Linked DNA regions of Mus musculus: regions 1 and 2 are each linked to region 3. The links are chromatin loops, found by intact Hi-C in ENCODE. Cell type or tissue: heart. All regions are shown on one strand. Links, peaks and the distances in the headings refer to the core of each region. The heading gives the core; the rest is flanking DNA.

Region 1 (6,356 bases), core at 886-5,885, 77 kb after region 3:
AACTGTAGTTTTGCTATCATTATAAACTACAATGTAAATACTTTTGGAGATACAGATTTGCCAGAAGGGTCATGACACACAGGTTAAGAACTGATCTAGATTATCAAATTTGTGGGGACATAGTGATCCATATCCACTTTTTACCCTCTAATGTCTATGCTATTTCTAGTGATTTCTCATCTCTTATAGCTTATATTTTCACTTCTTTTCTTATTTATTGAGAGAGTAATCAATATTATTGATCCTTTCAAAGAACAAGTTTTTGGTTTTATCAAATTTCCCTGCTGATATTCATTTTTCAATTTAATTGATCTCAACACTATTTTTAAAATTATTTTATTCTTACTTTAGACCTAATTTTTCTATATGTAGTTTCCTTAAAGTGAATCTTCTAAAACTTTCCTCTTGTACTGCTAAGACTTATCCTTAAAGTGTTCACATCATATTTGTATTTATATGCATATATTTTATTTTTATTTATTTAAGTTTTATTTAAAACCTTTTAAACTTCTTTTGACATTTATTTATTAAGCCATGGTTTAGTTAGAATTGTGCTAATATCAAAATTTAATTTTTATAGCTGTTAGTGAGTGGATTTTATTTGGATTTTCTATGGCAAGTTATTATACAATATATACTTTTACAAATTTCAAGGGGTGCTTTCTAGCCCAGAAAGTGTTATGCTGGTAAATGCTGCATGTGAGTGTAAAAAAATATGTTGCCTGTTGTTTTTTAATGAAGTTCCTATTCATGCTCACCACTGATGGTTTTGTTAAATTCAACTCTGCCTTATAATTTTCTGCATGTCGGTCCATTTCAAGAATAGATGACTTATTTCCCCATGGGGGCTTAGCAGCTTGTCCCTTGCACATCTGGCCCTCTATCGTTAGACATGGACAGTATGTTCTTTTTCAGGTTATTATGCCACCTCTTCTTGTGCTATAATGTCGTCTTCTGTGAAGACTGGTTTTTCTGTAACCATATGTGTTTTATATTGATCATTATTAGCATGACATATCTCTCACCATAATTTCACCTTTTATTTATAATCCAAATATTTAAAGAAGGTACTTATAAACAACAGTAGTTGAGCCATTTCTCCCGACCCCCAACTACACTTGCTGTTTGATTAGCACACAGGTGGTTATCATTGCACTTGGACTAGAGCTGTCATATTTCTTCTGTCCTGTTTTGTCCCCTGGTGTCACTGTTACTTTTCTTTTATATTTTGAACTGAGCACTTTATTTGACTCAGTTTTCTCTCCTTTCTTAGCATGTCAACTTTACCTCTTTAAAATATTATGTTTGGTGGTTGCCTAGACTTGAGTTGTACACATAAATTTATAATTGATCCAAGTTCATCTCACAATATACTTCCTGGGTGACATAAATACTTTATGACAACAAAATATCCATAATTTTCTCTGTTTTATCACTTATATTATTGCTTTATTAATTTAACTTATCTAAATTTACACAAAACTTATCTTGAGTATATGAACACTTGTATTTGCATATTGAATACATCATTGCTAGTATTTTGAATAAACTTAAGAAAAGAAAAAAATAAAATCTTTTTTTTTATCATCACATACTAATTCTTGGTTGCTTTCTAGTTTTGTATGCATCTGAGTTTCTAGCCTGTAGCACATCACATTTTTTCTCTTTGAAGAATTCAACATTTCTTTCTTGCCAGGCAAGTAATTCAGTTTTTGAGACAGTCTTTAGTTCTCCTTCACCTTTGAAAGTATAGTTCTGTAAGCCACACAATTCTAGATAGGAGTGTCTTTTTTTTTTTTATCAACAATTTCTATATTTCATACCAGCAACTTCTCACTTGGATAGCTTCTGTCTGTTGTTATTTTTGGTCGTCTGTAGGGGAGGTGTGACCTCACTGTGACTTGGGTCTCCCAGGAGCTTTGAACTCTTGCATTCACACACCCTGGTGCCCTGGCTGTTGGAATTTGTGCTTTATAACCCAGCCGGGTAGGTAAAGGAAGTTCAGAACCCAGGAAATTTCTGTTCGGTAGGTTATGAGTCTCTGGTCATCCTTTCTTTTTTTTTTCCCAGTTTGCTGCGATCTCAGACCTCAGATGGATCAAAGAATTGTTGATATTTCTATTTGCTCAGCGTTTTTATTTGTGAGGGCAGAGTGATGGCTGCCAAATTAAAATGCCAGTGCTGTTATGGAAGCTTAGGCATTCCTACCAATTTTTGGAACAACTATGGTGCTTGGATAGCTTTTGGTGCTTCCTGGCTTTTAAATTCTTATTTAAAAGAAAACAGGTATTTATAAATCTATAACGATATAAATCTGATAAAAGTGGGCTTTTCCTAGGGCTTTTAACTATCAATTTTCTCTCCTTATTGATGGCCCCAACTTGAATCTATAGAGTCTTTTATTGTCAGCTACACTGGTCTTTTCTACATGGAGAATCGGCAGTGATTTCTAACATCTTTTTCAGGGTGGTATGAAAAACCTCTTGTTATCTGAAAAGTGAGGAACAGCTCTCTTAGTGGACAATCAAGGGAAGGAAGAACAACTCCCAACCCAGCAGGGGCTTCAGATATTTGCCCTGTAGTTGACACTGGGTAGGAGGATTATGCAACTGAAATCTGGAAGAAACCTGTTTGCTGAGCAAAAAGACCATTTAAATTGTCTCCTTTAAATGATTCTGCACAGGCAGGGTGTATTTCGTTAACCCGGCCTAAGGGGATGTTTTAAAGGTGGAGAATTGCCCTGGTGATGAACAAATATGAGAAATAAACTTCCAGCGGGGCTGGGTTGCCTGCTGATTGTGATTTCATGATGACCTATAACAATGGTTATTCACTAACAGCTGGCGCTTGTCTCCCTCGGACAAAGCCACTGGGAAGAGCAGGCTTTCTGATTGGTGAACCAGAACAGTTTCCCTGGTAACCGTTAACTAGCACGTGTTTTATGGTTTCCAACTGCTTTTCCTTGGGTATTTGCAGGTGGTGGGAGGTGCTTTCTTAAAAGGGGGTCATAACCTCATGAACTTTCAGATGTTCCAACAAATTTGGGAACAAAACATTTTTTTCTTTTCAAATATAGTTAAGTATATTTTATTACATATCATTTTCAAGACAAATGCTGCCCATTTTTCCGTTATTTCCCACATGTTATCCATTTTAAAGCCAGAGTTTCATTTTAAGATCATGACCTATAGGAAGGTAATATTAGTCACCTGCATGTTCTGAGAATATTACTTTTTTGCAGTAAGAGGGCCTGCTGTCCTGGGTATATACTTTGCCATGAAATGTGAGATAAACCATAAAATGTGAGAATAATTTTTGGTATGGCTTGTAAAGGTTTATATATTTTACCTCTTTATTGACTGGTGATTTTTTTGTATATTGCTAGTTTCTGTATTCATTCAGAATGTTTTAGAAAATGTATAATGTTGCTATAAACAAAAAGACTAAGTAAACTCAACTACAAGAATTTCCTCCAACATTTATTTGACTTGTTTTTTGAAGGTCTGCCTAATTTCCAGATGGATAGCTCCCTCTTCTGTTTGGTTTGCAGAATTTGGGTCTTTTAAAAACACAAAACACGGTAGGTTGATGTACCATTTGTCACTCAATATTCTACCTAGGCTGAAGCTGAATGGAGTTGCCGCTTGCAGAAGAGCAAATCTGTAAGTTAGAACCTCAAGGAAGCAAGGATGCTTCTACATAATAATCTGGTTTAAAATAAAATCACCTATCCTGCCATAAATTGTGGCAAATAAAACAAAAGCATTATATTAATATTGAATTTTATCTACATAGATATGTGTTAAAAATGTGCAGACCTGACCAGTCACTTTGTCTGAGCTCTGTCTGGAGCACATATACTTGCATCAGATAATTACTGCCACATGATCTGCACAGCATTGCAGATCCCCCACAGACCCCATAGTCTGTCCTCTGTTTAACCTGATTTACGGGGATTCTTCTCATGGGTATGCAAATGTGCTCCTGCTGACACCTCCCACTATTTTGTAATGTTTTGTTGTTGTTGATTCATTGGATAAAAATTATTTATTACATCAAGAGTTAGGGTTGTATTTGTATACAAAATGATTTGCACTCTACACAAAGCTGGCATCTAATAGGTTAGTTAAAGATTTCTCATAATAAAGGTATTTCAAGAAACCTAGAATAGCACTTTGACTTCAAAGTGGAAAATGTCAGTTTACCCACTTTTCTTGCTTCCCTTAGGGACAGGAGGAGTGGGTTACTATCCTTGTATGAATTGTTGGAGGAACAGTGTGAAAGCTACTCTGCCTCTTTGTTCTCTGCCTGCCTTCATCCATGGAGCCTTCTGAGGGAGAAATCACATTTTCCCTCACATGTTTTCCAGGAGCTTTTCTCTAAGCCCTTGGCTGTGAGTTTTATCAATATAGATTCTGATTTGTTTCTTTCTCTAAATGCAGGTTCTGATCCCCACCTTCCAGAATTATATTCATTGTTTCTTATTAACTTAATGACCTTGGACCAATTAACCAGTAGCTTTACACTGTGAGAGTGTAGGGGGGGGGGGATGGGAAGAGGGAGAGAGAACAAACCCAGGCAAGAACTCTAAAAGAACTCTAACACTAACCTACAATCCAAGTTAGTCTCACACTTCCTCTCCATCTCAGTTTTTATTCAGTGTGGCGTGGAATTTACTCTGCAGCCAAGACAGGCTTTCGTCTCAGCCTCTGGAGTAGCTGGATTAGAAGCCTGCACTACAGTTTTTACTTATGTGAAGTGACAGGAATAAGAGGGGTTGTTTCTAAGATTTAAGAATGGTGATATGTTCAGTACAGAGCCAAGTAGAAAGTTAGAAATCATCAAACCCTAGTTGTTGTTATTGGTGTAATTGTTTACTCTTCTTCCCCCAGTATAATCTGTAGCACTAATCTGCTCTTCAGCCTGCACAAATCACATTCTAAACAAGTTAAAATTTTACATTTATCTTTATAGCAGCATTATTTGTTACAGCTAAAAAGTTGAAGTATCCATAGTACACTTTGATAGATGATACACAAGCACAAAGGTACTGTTTACACACAATATGGGAGTATTGAGTTTAACAAAGAGCTTAACACAATTCTGACATGTTCTATGTGTATGAAATTTGAAGACACTACTCTAAGCAAAATAAGCCAGCTGTTAAAGATATGTGCTGGAAAGTCCATTTCTGGGTATCCCTGGAATAGCCAAACTTACAAAGATGGGAAGGACACTGCCTTCCAGGGGTTGGAAGGATCTAAGAAGGAGGAGCTGTTTAATAGGTATATAGTTTCAGTTACAAAAGTTGAAGTTCTGGAGACTGGAGGCACAACAAGAGGGGAGGTGATAGTACTGATGATAAGTTCTATGTGTGTGCTGCTCAAGTTACAACAACAACCATCCCAAAATTGAAGGGTCTGGTAAAATGAAAGTATATTTGTTATATTGATTAGCCTTGGACATTTTGAATCTCATGTCCCTGAGTTCTGGGTGAGAACCAAGAATATCCTGGTGCATGAATAAGTACACAGTTGTAGAGCTCAAGTTATATTTGTTCTTTCCTTCAGGACAGTTGCCTTCTTGCCAGCTGTAGATTTTATTCTTTATTTATAGTTTATGGACTTAGATGGAATTTCAGAAGTGTGTTTTTCCCATAGCCACAATTAAAGGAAACCCTCACAAAAGGGACTTCTTGAAAAGTGTAAGTATGTTTTGAAAGCAAAGTTTGATTCAGCAAGTTTACCACTGAAAAATCCACCTTGGGGGTAATTCTGGGAATGGGTATAGCTGCTGAGAATGGGGGTAGCACTAGGAATGGGGGTGGTGCTGGGAATAGGGGTGGTGCTGGGATTGGGGTGGCGCTGGGATTGGGGTGGAGATGTGGGAGGAGGTAAAGGTAGGGGAGTCAGGGAGGAGATGGAGACCACAAAGCTTAGCAAAAGCTCTGTTGAACAAAGCAGCTAAAGAAGCAGGGACAAGGAACGAGAGAAGAAAACTGCAGGGAGTTTAGTGGGTTTGTTTGTTTTTCATTCCAATCTCTGCTTAATTATAGTTTGTAACCACTGCAGCTTTCAAAGACACTGAATACAATCAAGTCAAATGGTATGAACAGCTGGAGAATAATTCATTCTAAATTATAATCTGATCATTTATTATAAATAGGCTCAGTTTAAAACATGTTTTACTTCAATTCAGGACTTAATTTTACCTTTTACTTAATATTAATATCCCCTTTATTTCTATGCAGTAACATTTACTGAGCACCTGCCCTCAGATGCAGACCCATATGATAGAGGGAAATATTAAATCAGCCTTCAAAAATTCTTCCTTTTTTTAATTTAAAATTTTCTAGG
Region 2 (6,356 bases), core at 886-5,885, 110 kb after region 3:
TCAGAAACTGTTGCTGCTGTTGACCAAGTCATGATTCAGAGTTTGGAAACATGTGAATCAAGGAAAATGGTTCCTAAGGTCAGAATCATAACTGTGTGCTATAGTTATGAGTGGAGCAGGGGGTGTCTCAAAAGAGGTGCACAGCCATGAGTGGAAGGGGGGGGTGTCTCAAAAGAGGTGCACAGCCATTAGTGGAAGAGGGGGTGTCTCAAAAGAGGTGCACAGCTATGAGTGGAGGAGGGGGTAGCTCAAAAGAGGTGCACTTGAGGCAGAGCTAGATGACTGCCTCATAACAGTTGCTGTAATTCTAATAGATTTCACTTAAAATGATATATTGTACACTCGTCTAGCCTTAGGGGGTGAGGTGTGTCAGACAATCTCCATCAACAAGCATGGTTTCTAGCTCCGTACTGCTGTTTTATTGTTGTGATGGATTACCACTAAAGTCTTTAATTGTGGAGGTTGAGAGATTTGGCATAAAATTTAGTTTTCATTCTTCACAAATAGGTGACTAAATGATTAATTTATTGGTATCTGGGGCATTAGCAAAATTATTGAAAAGAAACTGATAAAGCTGAGTCCACAGATAAGTGTTTGTCATTAGCCTCCATCTTTAGGCCAGGTGTTGCAGGCCATGGGATTTTATATCTTCTATGACACTGTCTACCAATCCTCTGGTTAAAAGGAGAAAATGAAGTCCATATCTTCAAAACCAGTAACTCACTAGGTTAGAATTCTTAGACCACAGCAGGGTCTGTAGAGAGGCCAAGCATCAGGCACAGCAGTGGTTTGCTCTTGTGTTAAGGAGTGACATTGGAATAAAGAAAGAATTTAGAAAGCTGGCATTTCTACAGTGTTTTCTGGGGATGAAGAGAAGCAGGTCCCCATACACACGTGGTTTATATAAACTCACACACAGACACAAGTGCAAACACATAAAATAACATGTAAACCTTAAAAAAGCAAGCATCTTTAACAGCTAACCTGGGATGGGCATGAGGAGCGCCTAGATTCTGTTTCTTTGACAGCTTTAGTATTATTTCCCTATACCAGATGAAGTACAGACTCTCTGGGAGCCTCAGAGAACATGAGTGGTTTGGCCAATCTCACCAGCCTGGGCTTAGTAGTAGAAGGCAGAGAGAACTCTGCACTATGGGTGCCCTGCTCTCTCCAACCCCCACTCTGCCCTGGGAGGAAGCAGTGTCAGAAAGAAGGAGCACACAGGCCTCCTTTGCTCTCTCCTAGACTTTGAACTCCTGGGCTGTTGAATAGTCACAGCATTCCATTAAGACTTTGCCTTTTTATTCTTAAGGTCCCAAGGTTCAAGGACCTTGAGGACCAGCAAGAGAAACACCAATCAACCCTAGCTAGGAACTCAGCTCCTGATTTCAAACAATCCTGTGACTTTAGACTAGATGCTTAACTTCTCTAACCTTCAGTTTTCTTATCTGCAGATGGAGGAAGTGTGCCTACTTGCCTACTGGCAAGATGAAATAAATAACATTCCTGCAGACAACAGCACAAAGCCAGGCACATCAACATCTGAAAGGTCCAGGTTAGCTATTGTCAGTGCATACTTGGGAGTTACAGAGATGAAATGCTTAGCCACATTCTGTGCTCCACAATACTGAACATGTATTTCAGGTTTTGACTTCCTGAAGTAGAAGAGAAACTTGTTTCTCTAGCTTCCCCCTAGCCATTATAAACAATATGCATAATGTGATGAAAGCAGGCCTCTCTCCATTACCTTCTTGCCTGTTTCTTCCACAATTTCTGTCACAGCTAGAGGGTCTGAATATAACGTCCTCACCTTCACTTGCAGACCCCACTCTTCTGCCTACCCAGACTACTCCTTTGCAACTAATCAAAACTTGCTTTTGGATGTCTTTTTCCTAGAGTGGGTAGATTCCTAATCTGCAGGTTAGAGCCAATCTCAGAAATGTTTTCTTTAGCTAGCATTGTGTTAAGTAATAAACTTAGTTTTAAAAACCAGGGAATTTCACATCACGGTGCCACGTTTCCTGACAGAGTTTTCCAGTTGAGTAGCAAGGTTCTGTGACACCTCTGTTCCTGTCTGTCCTTAAAGCCTTCATTTAATTTTATAAATGAAAACATCTGAATTCTGATATGTAGTAACTGGACTGTAATATAGTACACGACCTTCCTATAGCAATAAATGTGCATGAACTCCATCCTTGCCCAGGCCAAGTTGTGGAAAATCTTCAAGTTTGTTGGAAATGTACTACCTGACAGTTTAGACTTGAGGCTGTTTTCTATCCATATTTAGCAGTATAGAAACCTGTATTTAAGTTTGGCCTTTTTTGTTTTAAATGGAATAAAAATGACTGGATACACAAAAAGGGCTAATGTCGGTATTATAAAGCGTGCCACTGTTAAGTGCTGTACGTGTTAGTTTCCTTCTGCAGCCCATCAAGACTTAATATGGAAATTTAGTGAGCATGCTAAGCAGACAATCCATTGTTCAACTCTGCCTACATTTATCTCCTGGCTCCTCCTTTGCTTTAAGATCCTGGACAAGTAACTTTACTTTTTTAAGCTTCATTTTTATCATAGGTAAGATGGTATGTTGTATAACATGAGATTATAAAGGTTAGCTATTACACACACACACACACACACACACACACACACACACACACACACACACACAAAGCAATCAATAAACATTGGCAGTTGCTGTTTAGTGTGGGATACTCAGTTCCTCCTTGTTGAACAGATGTCTGGCTTTTCCTAGGTGGGGCTAGGCTCAGCTCTAGAAGGCAGTGATCCACTGTTATTGCTGTGACTTCAAGCCTTCGTGGAAACTGTCTGGAACTAGTTCTGCCTCTGATGCCTCCATCTCTCTGGCCTTGTACACAGCTTATCTTCTATGACGTGGCAGCTTCCTTGCTTAGCATGGGGTTAATTTCCCGCTCAGACATCCTTCTGCACAGTTCCTGCTGTTATTTCCCAGTAATATTCAAATGATTTCATTGGACTTATTAAGTGCCTGTGAAAGATGTAGAACCAATAATCCTAGATCTGGCTAGCAGTTTTAATTAAAGCGGCTGTGTGGTATGCTGTTAATTAAACAAGGAGGTATTTTTAGATGTGTGTTCATTAGTCCCGAGGAACACATCTTCCTTCGGGTCTCTAAAAAACAGATTAATTTATGGCCTTGTTAGAAGCAATTAACTCTTTATCTTCTGCTTGCCCAGCAGATTTCTTTGTGGAACTCTGTTGTTAGAAGCCACAGGGAGGGCAGGGTGGATGCAGTGCTTGCGAAGTGTGTTGCTTCCTTTTTCCCTATGGCAATTTTCTCTCAAAGCCAGAGCTTCTTGCTAGAGAGGCTCACTCCAGATACTGTAGAACCAGTGGCTTTGTGACAGAATCCAGCCCACGTGTCACTGAATCTCCAAATATGCATAGAGCTCTGTTTTCATCAGAAAATGGGGCACCAGTCAGAGGACACTTTGGAAAATTTATCCCCAGTCAGTCTCTAATTGAATTTAAAACATATTTACAAAAATAAAATTAAGATTATGAAAAGTAAACAAGGTATGTATATGAGCAATATGTCTTTTTAAAGACAGATGAAATCTCCTAGAAATATCTATTTTTGTGATTTCATTTTACATATGGTTTGATTACATAGAACACTCTGAAACAGAAAGCATTACAGAAATGGAGAAAATATGAGTAGCTTCCAGGTATTAGGGATAAAATTTGACTATAAACATAATTCTTGGAGGTGATGGCTTAGCTCTGTGATTTGATTTTGTCGTGCTTACAAGACTTGGTACATGTGTTAAAATTTCACAGAACCAAACACATCCAAAAAAGGAAGTTACTTGTTACTTATATGAAATTACTGATATCACATCAGTATACAAAAATATTACAGAACAAATAAAATAGAGAGTAAATTAGATGTGCTGCTGGATCCTGAGCAGACTCATTAGCTGTGGCTAGAGGAATGAATTAATAGTTATTCAATCAAGTCATATTTATAGCTGCTGTGTTAGTGGCAATAGCTTTAGTAATGTCTACTGCCTCACTTGGAGTCTATTAGTGAATAATAATGCGTTTGAATTCTCCACGAGTCTGTTATAATTCCAATACTTTGCACTTTGTTTTGAGCTTAGCAAATTCATGTGGATCTTCCTGTGACCAAGGGATAAAAATACTGAGTTGACAAAGGGTATTTATTTATTTATTTATTTATTTTTGCATCAGAACCAAACAGTTTTAATGCACAGTTTATAAACGCTTGTTCCTGTTGTGAACATTATTAGCCTCTGTGTGGTTAGTCATCAATAACAGAATTTATGGGAAATCTCTTTCTTTTTTTTTTTCTCTTTTCCTTTATCACTGTCATGTATTTCTGTAAGACTATTGATTGATTGATTTTTAGGAGTGAAGGTGAATAAGGAGAGCACCTTTCCCCACTTTCGACTTCTGTTTTTCTGGTACCATCAATTGCATTAACACACCCAGTTTCTACAGACTATGAGAGATCAGACTTGGTTTTCTGTGATTTTCTGACCCATCTGGGCATTATGCCCTGCAGTGCAACCCTTCACATCAATTCCCAGAGAGTTTATGGGACTGGGATCCTGTTTTGTTTGTTTTGTTTTTTTTGTTGTTTATTTGTTTTAAACAGGGGAAAATGATTTAATAGATAATATAACAACGTATTAACTCATTTATGGCTAATTCATAAATCTGATTGCCTTAAAAAAGTAACCTACTGTAGTAATGTATTTAAATGATTGTACTATTTTACATGCCTATAATTAAATATGCTCACTGACACTGGAGGGCAGTGGGATCCTGCTTAAGCAAAAGAAGTGAATTTGCAGAATATAGTAGAATTCCAGTCTTCATGAAACCTAGGAAAGTTGGAGGAAGGTTTTAGGGGTGCATTTGGGTTTTTCCTCACTGTTGGGGAAATAATACTTACACAATTGCTTAAATTAAGCAAAATCTCCTTTCCTTATGTATATTCATTATATGAAATTTAAAAATCTATAAAGTGTTCCCATTAGATTTAAAATTTTCTGAGAGCAGGGACTATGTCTTTTATATCTCAGTAGTACATAGTATTTTGTATGGTTACATTAATAACTTTAATATTTAAAATATACATTTAATGCAGATTAGTATAGTTAACTAGCATATTGACATTTTCCAGAGCTTAGATATCAAAATACAATTGTAGAAGAAACGAAAACTCAAAACTGCTAATTGTTGTGTTTATAGTCTCAGGTCGCTGATGCAGCTAACTAATGTCACACTTGATGACAGTATCTTAGTCATAGTTAAAAGGACATTTCACATGTCAATATTGAGTATATGCTGTATACATCTGTTTGAAAAGTCTATTCTATATCTATTTCTAAAATAGAATTTATAGTTTGAGATGATCTTGCATGTTGTGGAGGAACTAGCTGTACTAAAATGGGCATCCTCATTTACTCTTCAAAGAGAAAAGTGGATTGCACATAGACTATGTGCTCCCACAGAATTACCCATAACAACATGGACTAAATTTATGGATTTATGTGTTTAAATTTCATACCCAAGAGTACTTCAAGTTTTAAAAGAAGAGAGCTTAAGTTTTGTTTTTTATTTTTTATCTCAAAAAGAGGGCCAGCAAACTTTCTCTAAAAAACAGACCAGTCATTATTTTCACCAAAATTTATGGGGGCCAGCCAATATGGAATAGAAAATAGAGGATGCGATTAGTTCTCAGTGCAGGGCTTTCTTGATTTCATCTTATAGAAAATATAGACTCTAGAGTACAGAGGGATGTGTATTCTATTTGGTGTGGAGAGTAGTGTCATGGAGAGTCACTCAGGAGTACTACATGGGAGGTTAATAATAAACTTTGGAATCTATGGTAACCAGAGCCCGGAGTTGCATAAGCTTAGATGGAAAGTGAAGTCTACAATGTCCAGAAGAAAGGAGAACGATTTGTTCTTCACTTTGTTCCAGTGCTATCAGTTGGTAAATATCTATTGGCTCCCTGTCAAGGCACTGTGTGTGTCCCAGGTGCTTAAGTACTGCCACATAAGCAGAGGCCGAGAAAGTTATTTTTGATTTCTTACTCATCACCATCTCCTTCATACTAAAATGATAGCATGGGCACTTAGTTTCTACACTAGATAAGATGAAAAAGTAGCAATCCATTATTGTTCCATTTAAACCATTCTAAATTGATCATCCTCCTTACTGTCCATTTACTCCACCCTCCTAAACCATAATTTCAGGAGTAAAAGTGTTTGCATATTTTTGCTGAGTTCAAGAATTTAATGTGCTCAGCAACATATCATTCAAGGAGCTGACCTGCAATT
Region 3 (6,356 bases), core at 627-5,626:
GGGCCCCCAATGGAGGAGCTAGAGAAAGCACCCAAGGAGCTGAAGGGATCTGCAACCCTATAGGTGGAACGACAATATGAACTAACCAGTACCCCCATAGCTCGTATCTCTAGCTGCATATGTAGCAGAAGATGGCCTAGTTGGCCATCACTGGGAAGAGAGGCCCCTTGGTATTGCAAACTTTATATGCCCCAGTACAGGGGAATGCCAGGGCCAAGTGTGGGTGGGTAGGAGAGCAGGGCGGAGGGAGGGTATAGGGAACTTTTGGGATAGCATTTGAAATGTAAATGAAGAAAATATCTAATAATAAATAAACAAATAAACAAATAAATAAATAAATAAATAAATGAATGAATGAATTCAAAGTCTGATCTCAGAATTGGTTGGGTAGAGATTTAAACATGACTTATTTTCTTACTTCAAGAGTTAAAACAGATACTAGTGCACTGACTTTGTTTCAGCATCATTGAATTATATCCATTGCCATTTGTTTTGATATCCTGAGCCATGCCAGGTTTTCAAACAACTTCTTTCTTGAGATGGGCCCTCAGACAGTATTCCTCTTTTCCAGTCCATCTTTGAGGCTGTGTATCATACTCAGAAGGCCTATGTGACTGGCTCATCCATATACCACTAGTTGGCTTTTGGAGGAAGTCTTCTTGAGCAAATCTTTGGCAACATCTTTGCCTGTAAGCTTTTTAGAGTCATCTATCAGCCATAATGGCCCTTGAATTGTGCTTTCCAGAGGTCTTAGAGCTTTACAATGTCCTCTAGAATTCTGATCTCTTCTTCAACAAGTGTCAGGTTTTGCTAGGTCTTTGTCTAATGACCACAAACCCCTTTGAATACTGAGTTCCTACATTCTGAGACACTGTAGAAATTCTAACTTCATTCTGTCTGTTCAGGCTCTTGGTGGAAGTCATATTTTACCAACCTCTAGTTTCTTGACACCATTTACTTTGGTCTCTGGTAATTCTAATTAATGACCATAACCATTGCTGCTGCTATAGGGTGCTTACCCAGATATGTTGATTAGGCTATGGCCAGAGGGCTTCAGAGGTTCTTGCAATCACAGGTGGGGAGCCCACTGGTCATTGATTTTTGCATCACCCCTATAAGATTACTGCCAAATAATTTTCTAGCTTGACTGGAAACTTTCTATCTCCCAAGGAGGTTCCTTGTAGCTGGGACAGCTCTGATTGGTAGGAAATTCTTTCTCAGACCTATTCAGTGTTGATGTATTTCCCCATATTGAGTAAAAAAGAATTCCTATTAATTAGACTCCCTAGAGTCTTTCCAGAGTTGACTTAATCTGACATCTCTGGGAGGAACACTTATTTACATTTGCAAAATTTTGTGGACACTGTCTTTTGCATTGCTGAATTCTATCTTAACTTGTCAACAGACCTGCAGTGGTCATTTAATGTAAAACACTTGTTGAACTAAACTGAGCATGTTCAAGAGAAAGTAATGAAGGCTTGGGGTATAGTGCTTACAGCATGTGTCATTGTTTTGGCAGCTATGTTTTTATGCTCTTAGTTATTTTATATGCATAATCCTTGCCTACATAGCTCACTTTTAAGCTCCTCAGGGTGTGGACCTGTCTTGTAGGTACAGTGTCTAATAAGCCTGACTCGTGACCTCAAATTCACATTGAAACTTTACAAGAAAATGAAAGCACAAGAACAGCCCACCCAGTCCCAAAAAAGGTATGGCTTTCCTTCTTTGCCTTAGGATAGTTGTGGTAGATAATGGTGGGTGGTTGATGAATCAGCCCAGGACCATGTATGCCTTTCTGAGGGTCTTAGACTGATGCCCCAGCACCAGCTTGCTTCAGCTGGCTAACAAAATTCTATTCTATTTCTGCTTTGGATATAGTGCTCTCCACTTGCAGAGCTAAACAGGGGTTAAATTGGTGCTTGGGTGTTGGCTTGGCAATCTGACAACCACATACCAGGAACACCCTTCTCCCCCTCATCTGCCTGCTGCCTGCAGTCTGCTTCCTCATTCTTCAGCCTCAGCAGGATTGATTATTTCTTTGTGGAAGCTCTTGGTTTCACCTAGGCAGAAGGCCCACCCCCGGCTTCTTTGCTGTCAGTGTGCTCTGTATGGTCTGGTCTGATTGCCGCCCCCTCTGTCTCTGTCTCTCTCTGTCTCTCTGTCTCTCTGTCTCTCTGTCTCTCTCTCTGTCTCTCTGTCTCTGTCTCTGTCTCTGTCTCTGTCTCTCTCTCTCTCTCTCTCTCTCTCTCTCTCTCACACACACACACTCACGCACGACACTGCTCCAGTACTATTTGCTTCCACCACTATCCCCTATGTTGTGCAGGAGGAAAGAGGTTGACTGTCTCACCTCTGTTTCTACTGAGCTACCTGACAGCACAAAATTGGAAGATGCTCTTCACATATTTCTGAAGGAATAACTTTTGTAATGGGTGTGCTATTCCCATAGAGAAATGTATACTAAGTGCTAGAGAATGCATGCTTCAAAGAAAAAATTGAAGCATGCCATTTATTTTTGAAGTTAAAGACTGCTTATATTGTCTGTGCATGCTCGGGGCTTTGTCAATTTAGGCATGACTTTACATGTTTTGGGTTAGCCACAGTGAAGGTCTTGTGATCTGTACAAGCCATGAGGTGAAATAGAACAAAACAAGGCGGTCAGTCCCTCAAGGTACAGAATCTCTGTAGATGTACCACAAGAGGGCAGACTACAGTAAGGGTGCAGTATCCCTTGGGTGTATCAAGGAAGTTCAGTCAGACAGGCTTGATAATCTGAATGAATGAGTACATGAGAAAGTCATCAGGAGGTGAGAAGTGAGTGTGTGAAGGATGTATCTGAGTGTAGAAGGGAGACAGTGGCAGAAAGCCCCTTAATGTTCATTCTTTAAGTACCTACTGTGAAATGCTTGCAGGGGGGAGATTTGTGATCCTATCATGTAGAGTAAAGAATATATCTGTCTATCAAGTATGAGCCGCAGAAACTCATTTACCAGAGCTAAACACACTTGCAAGGCTGCTGGGTACTTTGGCTTGATGCACATCCCTCCTTCTTATGTAATGTTGGTTTCCAGATAAGGTTTGCTTAGAGAGATGGGACCAATACAAACTTTCAATGTCAATCAAATAAGCCGTGGGCAAAGGGAAAGTCTGGGGGTTGGGTTACCTTGACTCAAGAGGGGTAGATCTCTTGATTAACAGAAATGTATCAAGCCTAGGACTGTCCATTAAGCCATCAAAAATAGATAACCATTTAGAAGATGGAGGCAGGTGGATGGCTCTAGGAGACTATTGTAGCCTAGATAGTAAGTTACAACTAGAGGTTCATAGTGAGACACTGACTTAAAGAAAAGAAAGGTCTGTGGTCATCATAAAAAGTAAAGGTGTATTTAACAGAGAACCGGAAGCATTGATTTTTTGAAATACCTCCTTTGAAAAATGCTTTGAACTTTCTAAACACTTCTGTATTTAGTGAGACTCCAAAAGTCTTTTGCATTGGCAAGGTTAATCTTCTACAGTTTTCTTTCTGTTGTTTGTTTTTTGTTTTTGTTCTTTGGAATAGTACATTGAAACATTAAGAATTTAAATGGATAATCAAACTCCTGGGTGGCCGGTGGCAAAGGCAAAAGTAGAACTATGGGCTCTTACTTCCAGGTCAATGACATTTGCAGTAATTTACTCCTTTGCCAGTGTAATAGTATGCCAACTCAGGAGAAACACCTTTGCTAATAACATGGCTCATCTTTGATGACCTGGGAAATAGGGCCCAGCTGTGACTGGGCATTCCAGAAGATGTTCTAAGCGATGACCACGAACCCAAGAATGCTTTAATATACTTTGATATTAACCCAGAAGATTACTATGTATTGTAATGAGTTTCTGAAAATTTAAGATAAATTAGCCATTTTCATTTTTATTAGATATTTTCTTCATTTACATTTCAAATGCTACCCCCAAAGCCCCTAAACACTCCCCTTGCCCTGCTCTCCAACCCACCCACTTCTACTTCCTGGCCCTGGAATTCCCCTGTACTGGGGCGTATGATCTTCGCAAGACCAAGGGCCTTTCCTTCCATTGATGGCCAACTAGGCCATCCTCTGCTACATATGCAACTAGAGACACAGCTCTGGGGGTTACTGGTTAATTCATATTGTTGTTCCTCCTATAGGGTTGCAGACCCCTTTAGCTCCTTGGGCACTTTCTCTAGCTCCTTCATTGGGGGCCCTGTGTTCCATCCAATAGATGACTGTGAGCATCCACTTCTGTATTTGCTAGGCACTGGCACAGCCTCACAAGAGAGAGCTATATCAGGGTCGTGTCAGCAAAATCTTGCTGGCATATGCAATAGTGTCTGGGTTTGGTGGTTGTATATGGGATGGATCCCCAGGTGGGGCAATCTCTGGATGGTTCCTCCTTCTGTCTCAGCTCTGAACTTTGTCTCTGCAATTCTTTCCATGGGCATTTTGCTCCCCTTTCTAAGAAGGAACAAAGTATCCACACTTTGGTCTTCCTTCTTCTTGAGTCTCATGTATTTTGCAAATTGTATCTTGGGTATTCTAAGTTTCTGGGCTAATATCTGCTTATCAGTGAGTGCATATCATGTGTGTTCTTTTGTGAATGAGTTACCTCACTCAGGATGATATCCTCCAGATCCATCCATTTGCCTAAGAATTTCATGAATTCATTGTTTTTACTTGCTGAGTAGTACTCCATTGTGTAAATATACCACATTTTCTGTATCCATTTCTCTGTTGAGGGACATCTGGGTTCTTTCCAGTTTCTGGCTATTATAAAAAAAAATGTCTGAAATTAGCCATTTTCAAATGTATAATAGGAAACTTTCTCCTTTGGTAATTACACCATTTTTCTAAAGACCTGTATTTCCATAGCATGCCAGGCATGACTGTAAACTAAAAATATAGCACTGAATGAAAAGGGCAAAGTTCTGCTTTGCTCATAGGCATCTTGTAGCTGAGGAAAGGGAGTTAGTGAGAGGGTAACCGAAGCCACATATATATGGCACATCAGAAGTTATTCAAGGACTTAGAGCAGGGTGAGTATGCCTGTGTGAGTGTGAGTTTGGGCTGAGTTACAGTTCTAATGAAGATGGTTAGAGAAAGGACTCACAAAACCTTGGAGCACATTTAAGTATCTATTTTAAATAGTGACAAAATCCATATCGTTAAAGTGCCTGTAACTGTCATGTGAATATACACCCCACCCTCCAGGACTCACGTATATATGAGATCTAGCATTTGTTTTTCAAATTAACTTCCAACTATTTATGTATCTAAATGATGAGGTGAATTTGTTTTTTGCAGAGCTATAAAGATGTGGAATTAAGCTGTCACAAATCTTTGCTTGTTTTGTTTGTTTGTTTGTGTGTGTGTGTTTGAGGACCTCCCACTATTTAGCTCAGGGATAAAATTTCACAATAAATTTTGACTTGAAAGTTTTTGGGATATCATGAAAATGGGAATGACGAAAGGCATCTAGGTGATGAGGCAAATATTTGGCAAGTCCTGAAGCACTTAGAGCAGGCTTTATTAAGTGCAGCAGAATTAGATGATCATTACTGTTTATTTTTATCTGGGGTCAAACATAATTAAAATAAAACATTTTCTGTAGCTTTCCAAATTAGCCTAACAATTTATTGGTCTCCTAAGATCTTTGTAGATGGTAATCTTGGCTCAAAGTTCTAAACCAGAGCGTTCTCTAGATCTGGAAAGAAATCGGAAAATAATTTGTTTTAAAACAAAACAATACACACTCCAAGAAACACCATGAGAAAATGCTGTGACATGTTGAGAACTTGTTTGAAAGGTACTGTTAGATTGCATAGTGAGCTCAGGCCACAAAGCCCATTTTTTCAGTGGTTTAGAACTCAAAGATTTAGGGAGAAATGTCCCAGCTGCCCCCTTGTGGCCAAATGGAAGGATTTGCTTCTTTGTCGCAATAGTTTTGGGAAACCATGGTATTTTCCCATTGAAGCTAGTCATGAAATTAAAAACAAGACATTTCACATTCTCAGGTGAATTGTAAAGACCATCCTCTCAATAGAAGGCTGTGTCTACCCATTGGTACACACTTCTTAGTTATGGAAACCTCTGGCTCTTGGTAGGTAAGAGAAATTCAAACTGTGGCTCCTATCACCACCATCGCAGTGGTGCTGTGGGGATTAAAGAAGAAATCCTCAAGTCTATCAAGTAGTCAGTCTCCAGAGAGTAGAGGCTCCCTACTGAAGAAACAGGGATGGGAAATAACAAGTGGAACTCAGACAGTGCTAAGTGAAAGCTAAGTTATGCAACCTGAGAACATGGGCTTCAGTTTTCACATAAATAAAACAAGTAACTCAAAAG

Evidence for each region. A loop is a pair of places that touch in the nucleus more often than their neighbours do. Peaks named below come from ENCODE experiments on the same cell type or tissue, not always from the same donor. Only the 100,000 strongest peaks of a DNase experiment are listed, where the experiment ranks them.
Region 1: it touches region 3 in a loop (2.3-fold over the local background); 2 of 42 quality-filtered maps call a loop at or near these places.
Region 2: a loop joins it to region 3, with 2.4 times the contacts of the local background. A loop is called at or near these places in 2 of 42 quality-filtered maps.

What each region holds. Positions count from the first base shown.
Region 1 is chr11:28,731,606-28,737,961 of GRCm38, reverse strand. The region is part of intron 1 of Mir217hg (a long non-coding RNA gene); the gene reads right to left. Among named protein-coding and RNA genes, the nearest start is that of Mir217hg, 4.2 kb to the right of the region's middle. In heart, for the core only: a CTCF peak has its summit at 3,527 (motif pointing left); a DNase peak (open chromatin) is centred at 2,821; H3K27ac peaks cover 511 bases.
Region 2 is chr11:28,694,818-28,701,173 of GRCm38, reverse strand. No RefSeq gene overlaps it. Among named protein-coding and RNA genes, the nearest start is that of 2810471M01Rik, 16 kb to the right of the region's middle. In heart, for the core only: no CTCF peak of the experiment used is centred there; no DNase peak of the experiment used is centred there; H3K27ac peaks cover 314 bases.
Region 3 is chr11:28,808,407-28,814,762 of GRCm38, reverse strand. No RefSeq gene overlaps it. Among named protein-coding and RNA genes, the nearest start is that of Gm34185, 41 kb to the left of the region's middle. In heart, for the core only: a CTCF peak has its summit at 2,698 (motif pointing right); no DNase peak of the experiment used is centred there.